Regions from separate parts of the Homo sapiens genome. Here region 1 is linked to region 2. A link is an interaction called in ENCODE POLR2A ChIA-PET data of the cell type or tissue named here. Cell type or tissue: OCI-LY7. All regions are shown on one strand.

What was found. Peaks named below come from ENCODE experiments on the same cell type or tissue, not always from the same donor. Only the 100,000 strongest peaks of a DNase experiment are listed, where the experiment ranks them.
Region 1: POLR2A ChIA-PET joins it to region 2 with 6 read pairs; 2 of 35 experiments call an interaction of 5 or more read pairs at or near these places.

What each region holds. Positions count from the first base shown.
Region 1 is chr10:59,851,366-59,855,365 of GRCh38, reverse strand. It overlaps CCDC6 (coiled-coil domain containing 6), which reads left to right. Exons shown (of 9, transcript NM_005436.5): 2 at 2,664-2,813. Among named protein-coding and RNA genes, the nearest start is that of CCDC6, 53 kb to the left of the region's middle. In OCI-LY7, no CTCF peak of the experiment used is centred here; no DNase peak of the experiment used is centred here.
Region 2 is chr10:59,968,213-59,972,212 of GRCh38, reverse strand. No RefSeq gene overlaps it. Among named protein-coding and RNA genes, the nearest start is that of LINC01553, 9.3 kb to the right of the region's middle. In OCI-LY7, CTCF peaks have their summits at 789 and 995 (motif pointing right); a DNase peak (open chromatin) is centred at 1,652.

The DNA of each region.
Region 1 (4,000 bases), 120 kb after region 2:
TTGAACTCCTGACCTCGTGATCCACCCACCTTGGCCTCCCAAAGTGGTGGGATTACGGGCATGAGCCACTGCGCCTGGCCTAGAGCCACAATGTACTTTCTACCGAAAGTTCTTTTTTATGTTACGGTGAAATCTCCTGTCCCTATGACTTAGTAGCTAGATGAATTGGGGAGGGGTGGCTTCACAAATAAACTCTTAAGGTTGATTTTCAACTTCTCACAAGAATAATCTCTTAGTTTCTTATTTTCTATTTATCACTTCTAGGCCCCTGTGTAAAGGGAAAGGTGATCTGCCTAGTCTCTGAGTCCACTTCACTTTTACTGCTTATAATAAAATTTACCAGTTATCTAAAATACTAAATGTGTGTTAATGTGCAAGAAGTTGAGTCTGATCTGATAATGAAATGAGTTTATGGCAAACACCCTTTTGAATGCCAAGTCTAGAATCACCTGCAAGAGCACTACAGTTCCTCTCAGCCTTTCTGTTCTTTAACTTTTAGAATAGTCAGAATTCAAATCATATAGGACTTTGTCGGTCAAAACCAGAAAAACAAGTAGCTTGGATAGATGGCAGGCTTAGATATGTATGTGTCAAATATGTCTTAAATAAATACTTTGGATTCCTGCCCATGGCACTAGCGTGAAATCCTGAAGTTTGAGAGTTCGGAAGGCAAGTGGGGATTGATTTAAAGGGGGAGGAGAAGTATGAGTTCTCAGCAGTTTTCCTTGACTATAGTGGAAAGAGTAAGACATTGAGAAGCGTTAATGAAATAGGAGGTATGTAAGGGAACCACTGGGGGAACCTATGGACTGCTCACTGGGTGCCTTGGCTGGTAATACAGATTTATTAGCTGAAGGATTTTGTCTTTGTTGCTTAGCTCTCTTGGACTACCCCAGAATGGCTTTAAAAATGTGAGTACTGGACCTTCTCCCAAAGCCTCCACTGTTTGTGTTTGTGTAGCTCTGTTTTTCAGTCTGTGTACTATGTGTGGCTCTCTTTGTAGAATTGCTCAGCAAGCAGTATCAGAAGCTGGCATACCTCCTCTAGGGCCACAGTGATGGGGAGCAGGGAGGGTGGACTCCACAGAAACCGTGGATATTAGAGTGTGTGGATGTTGGGGAAGCTGGTGAGTATATACAGAAATCGAAACTGCCAGAGTTGGGATTGATTGTCGGAGCCTTTTACAGTAAGAGGTGGTAATTGTTTAATGTGGGTGCCCTTTCGTCTTCTGCCTGTCTGGTTCTCTTGGAATATTATAAATAACAGGTTCTGGAGGCCTGGAATTCATGTGGCTCTTCCTCCCTTGATTTGACAGATAAAACAAATGCATTATTTGGTATAAATCAAAGTGTTGTGGTTTAAAAAGTTATTTAAATAGAGTTGAGTTTGTTTGAAACATGGATGCCCTTTCCCAAAAGATTAATTTCCTTCAAAGATGGTTAGGCTTTTCCGTTTAGACAGAATAATAATAAGCCTAATCTATTAAAACATTTTTTTCAGGGAGAGAGGAGGGTATCTACAGAAGAATATTTTCATCTCCATTGAATAATGCCTTCAAAAAAGACTCCCTTCTCTTCTGTTTTTAAAATTCAATTCACTAATCTCTCTCGTTGACTTCATCTCCAAAAAATTCCCAATAGGGAAATAAAGTAAAAAATGAAGCCCCTCTCACCCACCTTTACCCTTCACCCCTAGATTTCCACTACCTCTTAATAACTAGTTTCCAGCCATTTGGTGCAATTTTTTTTTTCTAGTAATTATTCAGCTATTCAGTGAACACGTGTCCATGTACATTTGTAATGCCTTTTATTTTTTATTTTATTTATTATTTTGAGACAACATCTTACTCTGTCACCCAGGCTGGTGTGCAGTGGCATGATCTCGGCTCACTGCAACCTCTGTCTTCCGGGTTCAAGTGATCCTCTTGCCTTAGCCTCCCGAATAGCTGGAACCACAGGCATGTGCCACCATGCCTGACTAATTTTTTGTATTTTTTATAGAGACAGGGTTTTGCCATGCTGCCCAGGCTGGTCTCAACTCTTGAGATCAAAGTGATCCACCCACCTCTGCCTCCCAGAGTGCTAGGATTACATGTGTAAGTCACTGCACCTGGCCCATAATGCCTTTTTAATGGCATATCCAAACCTATCCAAACCTTTTAAGTGACATCATAAGGAGGTGATATAATTCTACTTTTAAGTGAGTTGAGCTCTGCTCCAGTAAAAAATGTTGCCCAGATATTTAATTGTAAACCATGGAGATGTAGCAACCTGTGAGAGTTATCATGAATTGATGTACCATAGCACAGGACTGGACCCGTCTGCTACATTAGAAGGATCTTTCTGTATTCTGGTTATTGATTTGGGACAGTTTCATAAAAACTGCAATGTGATCTTGGCTAATTTCTTTGAAATATCACTTTAAGAATAAGGACCACACATAGTAAAGGGGGGCTCTTTGGCATAATAGTGATATTCATTTCTGTAGACTCTGCTGAATTCCTCTGTTTTGCATTTCTTGGGTGTGTTGGTTCACAGCTAAAAATAGAGCTCTATTTAAAATGGGTACCCTTTCTGGAAATAAGAACTATATTTCAATTAGTAAATTTCCTGTTTCCTTAACATGTGTTTTGTTTTGTTCTTTCCTTTTTTTTTTTTAAACAGCAAGCCAGGGCTGAGCAGGAAGAAGAATTCATTAGTAACACTTTATTCAAGAAAATTCAGGCTTTGCAGAAGGAGAAAGAAACCCTTGCTGTAAATTATGAGAAAGAAGAAGAATTCCTCACTAATGAGCTCTCCAGAAAATTGATGCAGGTAAATTATCTTTTCTACTCCCTCATCTTCCCTGCCTATTTTCCTTTCTAGGAGAAAATGACTTTGATATAGCACTTTGCTTGTAACATTTGCTGATGAGGTTGTAGCTTAAGTTCTTTGGAGATTCAAAATACCAGGTAAGGGTGGCAGCGGTGTAATAGTCAAGACTGTGGTTTTCTAGCTTATCTGCATATGTTAGGTAAGCTATTTTGTACCCCGAGCATTTCCAAAAAATTGCTGATGAGCACAAGATCTTGGCATGAGATGTTGAATGTAGCATTTTGGAAGTATGGGGACTAATGCCAAATGTGAAATTTTTCTCCTTTTATGTTGAGCCTGTAATAAGTACGTAAACTTTTTGGCAGTCATAGGTGGGTCTTTTGCACTAAAATATGAGGATATGAAGTGAAACATCTTTAGGAAGTAGAAAGGTATCCATGATAGTTAAAACTACCCACAATCAACCGTGTTCAAATGGGTGAGTAATATGTTACTGAACAAATATCAGACTGCTATTAAAACTCAACGTTGATCACGAGTAATATATAGAAGATGCCACACAAAACATATAGGAAGGTTTGATTTCTCTACTTCAGAGGCTCATTCTCTCCCCCTCCTTTTTTTTCCCCCTTTCAAAGCTTACTGGTAAAGTACAAGGTAAAATTTGCTTAGGGGCAATAGTTTGTGGGTTAGTATGAACTTAAAAATAAGTGGGATATTGAGTTTTCATTATTTAACATAGCTTGTCCAAAATAGTGAGCAGGTATAAAATTATCAACATTATTACCATTTTGTCTTTAGATGTCTGTGAAACACCCCCATATGTTTTAACATCATCAATAACAATTTCATTAATTTGCTTGAAGTATATATATTAGTGAGGTTGTAATAAGAAGTTATTCGAGGCTTTTTAAAAAATCTTCCTAAGTTCTTTTCTTACCTCCCCACATAGATGATCCTGTAAGAGGATACTGGAAACTCTGATGTAGCAACTTTAATGTTAAGACCATAACATGTTCCAGGCAGCTTTTACCCCTGTCTTTCTATTAGTCTCATTTTTCTACCTAATTACTGAATAAAGACACTGTTAATCTTGCACAAAATTTGATTTATATGGTAGTTACTGAAATGTGAAGAATAGGTACCCAGGCATTACTGTCTAGCAGAGATTTATAGCAAAATTTTTG
Region 2 (4,000 bases):
GCTGCCACTCTCCAGCATGTTTACTCTGGTCTGACCACATTGTCTTTCTTACAGCTACTCAAAAACATCAAGTTTGTTCCAGCTGCTTGGACTTTGCACTCATTGTTCACTCTGCCTGGAATGTTCTGCCCGCAGCCCTTTAGAGGGTTGTCCCTCCCTTCATTCCAGCCTCTGATAAATGGCCTTCCCTGATTACACTAACTAAAAAAGCAGTCCTATCATTCTCTAAGCCCTCTCTCCCTGCTTTATTTTTCTTCATGGCACTTTTGGATATGTTTCATTATATTATCATAATGGAACAAGAAATGATCAGATAACATCAGGAAATAATCCATTAGCAAAGTTTTAACACTGTAATATTTCAGAGACAGTCATTAGGTTAACCTTGTAACCAGGTCCTCTGCCTTTGTTCTAAACAATAAACAGTTTTTATCACACTGACAACTTCAGGTTTTAGAAAGCCAAGTAACATGTGAATTCATTCATTAATTTATTCATCGATTCAACAAAAATTTATTGAGTTTTTACTATAGGTTGGGTACTGTTCTGTGTACTGTAGCTACAACAGGGAACAAAACTGAAAAAAATCCCTGCCCTCAAGAACCTTACATTCCAGTGAGGGTGTCAGACAATAAACAGAATGGACAGTAATAAGTGCTATAGAGGAAAGGGATAGGATATAACAGAGTTAGTTTGGAGGTGGGAGCTGATGGTAAATAGTGTGATCAAAGAAGGTCCCACTATGAAACTGGCATTTAAACTGAGACCTAACAGGTGTGAGAGAGTGCCATGAAGATATCTGAGCATTGCAGGCAGGCAGTACATCAAAAGCAAAATTTCTGAGGCAGGAATTGTCTGGTGTGTTCAAGGCAGAACAGGTAAGCCAGAGTAGCTCGAGAGAATTGAGCAAAGGAGAAAATGGTAAAACGTGAGTTCAGAGAGGAAGGAGGAGGCGGCAGATGGGGCAGGGTCTGGTAGGCCATTAGGGGGCAGGCCTTGCAGGCCATTGTGAGACCTCTGAACTTCACTTTAAGTGAGATTGAGAGTCACGAGAGAATTTTGAAGATATGTTATTATTAGACTTCTGTTTTAACAGCATTGTGCCCACTGCTATTTACAGAAGGGACTGCAGAGGAGCAAGAGAGGAAGAAGTGAGACCAGACAGAAGAATTTTAAGTAATCCAGGCACAAAAAGACTGTGGACTAGGGTTGTAGCACAGAGGAGGTGGTAAGAAGTGTTGGACCATATAGAGCTAACAGGATTTACTAATGGAATGAAAGGATGCTAAGTGAGAGAGAGAGAGGCATCAAAGATGATCCCAAGATTTCTGCCCTGAGCAATTAGAAAGGTGGAGTAGTCATTCTCTGAGATGGTGATGCTTGTAGGAGGGACAGATCAAGGTTATAAGTATTTTACAAAAATAGACTTTTCTGTGATTAAATAAAACAGAACTTTCTAGTTAATGAGCCAAATGGATTAGAGATGTACTGAAATACTTCTCCCTTTGAGCCTGAGGGTGGAACCTCCAGGGCTATTCCCTCTCTTCCCTCTACCCCAGTGAGCCAGACAAATACTATCATCTTCAGTGTGTGCATGATGTGGAAAAGAGTAGTAAGCACTGAAATAATAAAAAGAGGAACTTGTCTTGCTGCAGGCTCACTAAGTTAACATAGGCAAATAATCTTTACAGACCGCTTGATTTGTAAGTGGTATGTATGTTTGTGTACTACTTCCACAGAGTCCATTCAGCTGGACTTTTTGGATGTGGAAATAAATTAATCTAAAATGTAGATATTTTTCTCTTCTTTCCAGCAAAAGAAGTCTGTAACTAGCCTCCTGCAATTTATTTTTATTTTATTTTTTATTTTTAGACAGAGTTTCACTCTTGTTGCCCAGGCTGAATTGAAATGGTGCGATCTCAGCTCACTGCAACGTCCATCTCCCGGGTTCAAGCGAATCTCCTGCCTCAGCCTCCCAAGTAGCTGGGATTACAGGCACCTGCCACCACACCCGGCTAATTTTTGTATTTTTAGTAGAGACAGGGTTTTGCCATGTTGGTCAGGCTGGTCTCAAACTCCTGACCTCAGGTGATCTGCCCACCTCGGCCTCCCAAAGTGCTGGGATTACAGGTGTGAGCCACCGCATCTGGCCAGTTGTCTATTGTTTATGTCTGCCTCTGCCATTAAGACTGTAAGCTGCACTGCATGAGGGCAGAGACGCTGTCTGTTTCACTCATTGCTTATTCTCAACACCCAGATTTGTTGAATGAATGAATTCCAAGAGGCCTAAGACATGATGCCAGCACTTTTTTTTTTTTTTTCTTGAAAGGGAGTCCCACTCTTATCACCCAGGCTGGAGTGCAATGGCGCAGTCTTGGCTCACTGAAACCTGCAACTCCGGGGTTCAAGCAATTCTCCTGCCTCAGCCTTCCGAGTAGCTAGGATTACAGGCGCCCACCACCACGCCCAGCTAATTTTTTGTATTTGTAGTAGAGGCAGGGTTACACCATGTTGGCCAGGCTTGTCTTGAACTCCTGACCTCAGGTGATCTCCCCCGTTCGACCTCCCAAAGTGCTGGGATTACAGGCTTGAGCCACCATGCCCGGCCATGATGCCAGCTCTTGAAGAACTCATGGTCCACTGAGGGATTCATGCCTACTGATTACCTTTATCAAATAGCTTCTTCAGTAGTTCTGAGATTGTCTTGATAAGATCATTCTGTTTTCTCCATTTGGGTGCTCTCATCTCTTTTATTCTCACCTCAAAATCTGGTTTATGTTCCAAGGGCCTAGGTCCCAAATCCCAAATTCTCCCCAGAGCTTTCTCACTCCAGTTTGAGTTAGTGCCTCCATTCTCTGAATTTCCTGGCATTTTTACTCACAAGGAATTTTTCTCTCATTTACAAATTTTATTGTATACTTGTTCACACTGGCCTCTTTGGGAATATTTTCAGCTTCTCAAGAGCAGTAACCATGCCTTACAGTTTGTTTTTGAGACAGGGTCTCACTCTGTCACCTAGGCTGGAGTGCAGTGGTGCAATCATGGCTCAGTTCACTGTAGCCTCAACCTCCCAGTCTCGGGTGATCCTCCCACCTCAGCCTCCTAAGTAGCTAGGACTATAGGCACATGCCACCATGCTCAGCTAATTTTTTTGTATATTTTGTAGAGACAGGGGTTCATCGTGTTGCCCAGGGTGGTCTGGAACTCCTGGACTCAAGCAATCCTCCCACCTCTGCCTCCCAAAGTGCTGGAGTTACAGGCCTAAGCCACCGCACCTGACCAAGCCAGTTTGTTTTCCCACATGGCCCAGTGCCAAGTACAAAATAGGTGCCCTATAAATGTCTATTGGACTAAGTTTAATTTAAACCTGAAGAGCTGAGCTCCTCTGTGAAGATGCAATTTGTATGTAACTGAAACCCAGGTCAGCAGTGTAATCTATTCTTGTGTTATATAGGCTTTTTTTCCCTTTTTGCCCTCCTGTTTGGTTAATAATTCTGTCTCCTTGTTTCTCTGGAAGGAGGGACTAGCAGTGATCAGTTCTGGCAAATCATCAGGGTGAGGGACAGACACATTAGATTCAGGTATGGGAGACATAATCAGCACCTGGCGAGGGTTCTTAGGAGGCATTTAGGGGAGAATAATTTGTTACACAGACTAAGTACTACAGCTTAACTATACTCTGGAATCATTTAATGAACACGAACTAATTAGAAAAATGCCAAAGAGTACACTCCACCAATTTAAGCTTCCTGTGACTATCAGTCACTCCTTCTGCGGGACTTTGGCCATGACTAAGTTTCTAAATGCATGTCTCCCTGGTCCTGCAGAATATCACCCTTGTATACAAGATTCCAACAATGGTGACATCCCTCTTCCCAGCAACTGGCTGCTTTCTCCCTCCTGCAGGGTTGACACCCCCATTTCTGTTTCATAGGTATGCACTGTGTTTTGCTGGGTTTTTCCTTTCTGCTCCCTTTATGCTGCTACTCTCTCCCTTCTA